Regions from separate parts of the Mus musculus genome. Here region 2 is linked to region 1. Evidence: chromatin contacts called from ENCODE Hi-C or POLR2A ChIA-PET data. All regions are on one chromosome and are shown on one strand. The core of a region is the stretch at or near the end of the contact, and the rest is flanking DNA. Distances in the headings are between cores, read along the strand shown.

Region 1 (2,947 bases), core at 443-2,942:
CTATTGGTTATGTAACCTCTTTCCCCTCTCCTCTTGAGAGCTGGGTGTAGCCTATTCTGTCAAATCTTTCTCTGATTTGTTACTTTGTCTGCCACTCAATTAGACATAACTTTCAAACAAGGTGCTTTCTTCTACAAACTAACTTTACCTTCACTGTTTGGGATTAAAAGTGTGTTCTAAGGGCATATCTGTATTCTAACCAGAGGAATTAAAGGTGTGTGCTATGACTGAGCCACATCACAACTAGAAATCGTTTTTTTGTTTTTGTTTGTCTTTTAGTAAACAATACACTCTCAGGGTTCAGTGTGATCAAATATCCTGCAACAATGATTACTTTTAAATTGTCTTTTTTTATGTATATGAGTACACTGTAGCTACACAGATGCTTGTGAGCCTTCATGTGGTTGTTAGGAATTGAATTCTGGACCTCTGCTCACTCCAGCCCAGAGATTTATTATTATAGATAAGTACACTGTTGCTGTCTTCAGACACACCAGAAGAGGGCATCAGATCTCATTACGGGGTGGTTGTGAGCCACTATGTGGTTACTGGGATTAGAACTCAGGACCTTCAGAAGAGCAGTCAGTGCTCTTACCCGCTTAGCCATCTTGCCAGCCCACTTTTGAATTTTCTTGCATATTGTAAACATTATTTATGTAAATTCATATTTTGCCTGTGTGTCTATGCATCATATGCATGCAGTGCCCACAGAGGTTGAAAGAAGGCATCATCCCCTGGACTGAAGTTACAGTTTCAAGGAGTCACAGTGGTGCTGGGAAGCAAACCCAGGTTCTCTGGAAGAGCAGTGTGTGTGTGTGTGTGTGTGTGTGTGTGTGCACCATATCTGTGCGGGAGACCATGGCTTAAATGATAAGCTATGTCTCTAGCCCCAACATCCAATTTTTGAATGAATAAGTGAGAAAATGTCTTCATTGGTACAGTGTAGTATACAACCTGGAAAGGGCTTTACAATAAGGATGCAGTGTCCTAATTTAGGAATATGACGTGCCCTGGTAATTCTACTGACTCAGCCTCAACTTACTGGATGACACTGCTTATCTCTTCTTAAAGGCTTGAGGCCATGTGGCCTATGGCTAAGTGAGCAGACCTTCTAAGGCACTCAGACTCGTTAACCCCCTCAGGTTTGAAAACAGTTGTTCACACGGTAACCGTGAGGACGAAGCTATTGCATGGTGTTCCATATTACCCTCTACTCGAGTTTTGGATTCTAATTACACATTCTCAAGCTGAGGTAAAAAGAACAAGGAATCAGGATGTCTCCCTGGTAAGGAACTGCCTAGCCCTGGGCAATTAGTTTTTCGAAATCTCTTTCTGCTGGTTTTCATTTGTCATCCCCGCTCCTCTACCTGCCTGATTGTCAAGCCTACAGCACTATTATCTCTCTGAGGTGATAATGGCAGTGGGCGTGTGAGGACTTTTGGCCACGCGGGGGCAGCATTCTCCCTCCCAGGTTCACTCGACCCCTTCTGCAAAGACCCAGGGCAACCCAAGCAGAACAAAACCCCAGCGTGGGCTCGCCCTTTCATTTTAACTCGCTGTGCGCTAGATTGCAATGGAAGAAGCAGTTTCTTAGAATTCCAAGGGTCTCAAAGGAGTAGCCGACGTTCTCGCGATGTCGCCACCGGAAGTGGGTGGCGGCAGGCCCTCGGAGTTCTCGCGAGATGCCGGCGGGAAGTGGGTGGCGGCCGGGCCGAAGCTGATCACATCACTGGTCTGCTCTCGCTAGCTCGGAGCGGCTGTGGCCATTGCCTCGGGCGCTGTTTTCTGAGACCTCGCCTCGCCGCGGTCTTTCCTGCCCCCAGCTCGCGTGCACGGCCTCCGCTGCCGGTCGGTGCTCGGTGTCCCGCCGTCCCCATCCTTGGTCGGTCCGCCGTTAGGCCGTGCCTCAGGCCCAGTCCGTGGCGACGCCGGCAGGTGATGCCCAATACAGCCATGAAGAAAAAGGTGCTGTTGATGGGAAAGAGCGGGTCGGGGAAGACCAGCATGAGGTCGATCATCTTTGCAAATTATATTGCGCGCGACACTAGGCGCCTGGGTGCCACCATCGACGTGGAGCACTCCCACGTCCGATTCTTGGGGAACCTGGTGCTGAACCTGTGGGACTGTGGCGGCCAGGACACCTTTATGGAAAATTACTTCACCAGCCAGCGGGACAACATCTTCCGTAATGTGGAGGTTCTGATATACGTGTTTGACGTAGAGAGCCGCGAACTGGAAAAAGATATGCATTATTACCAATCGTGTCTGGAAGCCATCCTCCAGAATTCACCTGACGCCAAAATCTTCTGCCTGGTGCACAAAATGGATCTGGTTCAGGAAGATCAACGTGACCTGATTTTTAAAGAGCGAGAGGAAGACCTGAGGCGTTTGTCTCGCCCGCTGGAGTGCGCTTGTTTTCGAACGTCCATCTGGGATGAGACGCTCTACAAAGCCTGGTCCAGCATCGTCTATCAGCTGATCCCCAACGTTCAGCAGCTGGAGATGAACCTAAGGAATTTTGCCCAGATTATTGAGGCTGATGAAGTTCTGCTGTTCGAGAGAGCTACGTTCTTGGTGATTTCCCACTACCAGTGCAAAGAGCAGCGAGATGTGCACCGCTTTGAGAAGATCAGCAACATCATCAAGCAGTTTAAGCTGAGCTGCAGTAAATTGGCCGCTTCTTTCCAGAGCATGGAAGTGAGGAATTCTAACTTCGCTGCCTTCATCGACATCTTTACATCAAACACGTACGTGATGGTGGTCATGTCAGATCCATCCATCCCTTCTGCAGCTACTCTGATCAACATTCGTAATGCCAGGAAACACTTTGAGAAGCTAGAAAGAGTAGATGGGCCCAAGCACAGCCTCCTCATGCGTTGAAATAATGCCAAATGCTCTTTAGTAAAATGCTGAATTACGGTGTTTTTTTTTTTTTTGCATCATTTGT
Region 2 (2,890 bases), core at 120-2,619, 94 kb after region 1:
TGGAGAAAAGAGACGCCTGGAGAGAAAAGAAACTGGTTTCAGAACATTGAGGACCAATTCCTGTCCCAACCTAGGCAGGCCCACAATTCCAGCATAGACAGTTTCAGTTCCCCAACCCCACCCCTCTAGTTCAGAGCCCTTTTCAAGGCCAACAACCTGACTGGAGGCTCCAGGGCTGTTTACACACTTTCAATAGGAAAGAGTAGTCATTGTCCTGTCTCTTAAATGGGACACTAGAAATGCCTCTGAAATGCCTGTTCTCAAAAATGCTAACCCAAAAGGCAGAAAATTCCATTTAAACAGAAGACATCTTAGATTCCCCCAAACACCTGCCCTTAATTAGTTAATGGATTTATTTCTGTAGGCTTTCTGAGACAGTATTTCTCTTTGTAACAGTCCTGGCTAGCCAGGTTGGCCTGGAACTCACCAGACCTACCTGCCTTTGCCTCCCAAGTGCTAGAATTAAAGATGGCCCTTGCTATACTTAGTCTCTGCCTGTCTAAAGCCCAGGCTGACTCTCTCTACTCTACTTCACTAGTGTTGGTATTAGGTACAGGCCACCATGCCGGGCTCTCAGCATCAGGACTATCAAACTGATACTTGAGGGTGTTTACCACTCTTGTGAACAAGATTGAAACCAGCAGTGGCTGCCTTAATGCTGACTGAGCTCAAGAAAGTCACTCCAGGGAACTGTAAAATCTCCTATCCCCAGTGACCCACACCCACATGAAACTGCCTTCTGCCCAGCAACAGAACCTGTCTAGACTGCTCTGCCTCCAATCCAAAGTCCCAGTTCCTTAGGAAGAACTGTCCAGAAAGCAGAAGCTTCGAGCAGTATCTATACCAAGGAGCAGCCCATAAAATATCTCCTTCCGTTTTCCAAGGGTGAGGTGGGGCTGAGGCAGAGGAGGAGCAAGAGTTTCAGCCCAGCTTGGACCATAGAGAGCCTGCGGGCAGCCAGTGCTGCCTAGTGGGACACTAAAGGAAACCCAGACAATTCTCACTATGCACCTTATAAGTTCTTCTGTGAGGTGTTTCCATTTAAATAAAACCTCGACCGGACAAATGCAAGTTGCTCTACCACAGAAGGACGTGCAAACAGAAAGGAAAACTCTAGAACAAAAGCGAGAGCTTTCCCAACCAGCCCGGGGCTGCTCCCTCCCCCCTCCTCCCCCACCGACCCATTGCTGCAGTTCCGAGCCCAGTGCAGGCAGAGCAGCAGCGGCCTGAGGGCCAGATCTGGTGCAGGACCTACCTAACAGGAGAGCTGAGGGACGAGCAAGTCCGCACGGTCCAGATCACCACACAGCAAAGCGGCCAGAACGACTGTTAAAATATCGCTTGACTGCCCCGCCCAAGCCTCCGAGCCACGTGATAGCCCAGCTGCCTGGGGCCGCTGAACCCTGTGCTGGGCTGGACTGGGACTCTGGGGCCACTCATTGGGGATGAGGGCGTGGGAACCCCAACCTGGTGCCACAATATCGGGGGCCTCCTTGGTTTCCTGAGCCCAGTGCCCTGAGATCCCAGATCAGTACAAGAAGAGCAGGAGCCAGCCGGGGCGAGGCCTTCTGCTGTCTGACTTAGGTCAGGGGTCCTGAAAGCTGCATTGCAAAGATGCAGGGCGTCTTGGGGTTTTGGAAAATGCAGACAAATTAACCAGAGTCTTCAGAAAAGACCACTTCAAAACTGGAAGTTCGGGTTCTAACCTTTTACTTTAAGTCAAGAAAGTTACAAAGATGTGTGGAATTCCAACACGTTAATGACCTGTAGGGACTTCTGGTTTACTGCTCTATGGATGTAAACAATTCATCCATGGGATGTGGCGGCTCTGGTCTGTAATCCCCAGCCAGCACTAGGGAAATTGCGGCAGGAGGATTGTTGTGAGTTCTAGGCCAGAAAAAATACCGTTCTCAAAGAGAGACAACTTATCAAAAGCTTCTAATTAAAAGGTTGATCTGAATTTCCACAAGCAAAGCTTGAGCCTCTCTTCTGTGTTTTCTTTAGTAAAACAATTCCAAATTGCTCCTTAGTGATATCAGCCAACAACTAAGGAAGATGGCCAACTTTATCGTGACTTATGCAATATTTTTAAGTGGTCTGAATCATTTTTTAATCCTTGTCGAGAGGGCAGGGACGTGAACTGGGTTATTTGATCTTGAAAGTTGTACAGCCATCTGGAGTCATAAGGGTTCAGGGAATTTCTTTCCTGGAAAAAGATACAGGTGCAGGCCTTCTAGTTCCTTGCAAGGGAAACTAGAAGGAACAGTTGAAGATAGGAAGGAAGCTCTTGTGCCCTAGCTACATAGATCCCCTGTCACCAGAATATGTAATAAGAGCAACAGCAACAGTGCTGGGCCCTACTAACCGGGGCTTGTGGAAGGTGCCTTTGGAGCTATGGAATTTGAACTCTGGGCAGCACTCACCTCCACGTCAATCATTTCCCCAAAGTTGCATACACACAAGCGCTGCTTACTTTTTCAAAGGTCCAAAGAGCCAAACTGGCTTCATTAATATGTGTGCCTGAATCAATCCATTGCAGGCACTGGAAGACACCACCGTATAATTATAAAGGAAAAAGAAAAAGAAGAAATGTCTGGAAGTCCAAAGATGCTCTGGATGTTTTTATTAAAGATTGTGTTTTACATGCGTATGCATGTATGTATGTATGTATGTATGTATGTATGTATGTATGCCACATCTGTGCAGATGTCATCTGAGACCTTTTAGAAAAGGACATTGGATTGCTAGGAGCTGAAGTTTAGCTGATTGTGAGCCAAAGCACTCAGGAGACTGAGACAGGAGGATTACAGGTTTGAGACTAGGTTGAGCTACATAGTGAATACCAAACCAGGCAGGCTACACAGCAAGACACTGACCCCACCAAACCAAA

The links. A loop is a pair of places that touch in the nucleus more often than their neighbours do. ChIA-PET counts read pairs that join two places held with the same protein, here RNA polymerase II (POLR2A).
Region 2: POLR2A ChIA-PET joins it to region 1 with 10 read pairs in embryonic stem cell. The contact joins the promoter of Plin2 here to the promoter of Rraga in region 1. A Hi-C loop is called at or near these places in 2 of 37 maps with a recorded cell type or tissue (CH12.LX and T-helper 1 cell). POLR2A ChIA-PET finds 5 or more read pairs at or near these places in 3 of 5 experiments (Patski and embryonic stem cell).

What each region holds. Positions count from the first base shown.
Region 1 is chr4:86,573,981-86,576,927 of GRCm38, forward strand. Rraga (Ras-related GTP binding A) reads left to right here and starts at 1,693. Exons shown (of 1, transcript NM_178376.3): 1 at 1,693-2,947. The coding sequence starts at 1,939. The coding sequence ends at 2,880.
Region 2 is chr4:86,668,690-86,671,579 of GRCm38, forward strand. It overlaps Plin2 (perilipin 2), which reads right to left and starts at 1,370. Exons shown (of 8, transcript NM_007408.3): 1 at 1,256-1,370; 2 at 1-16.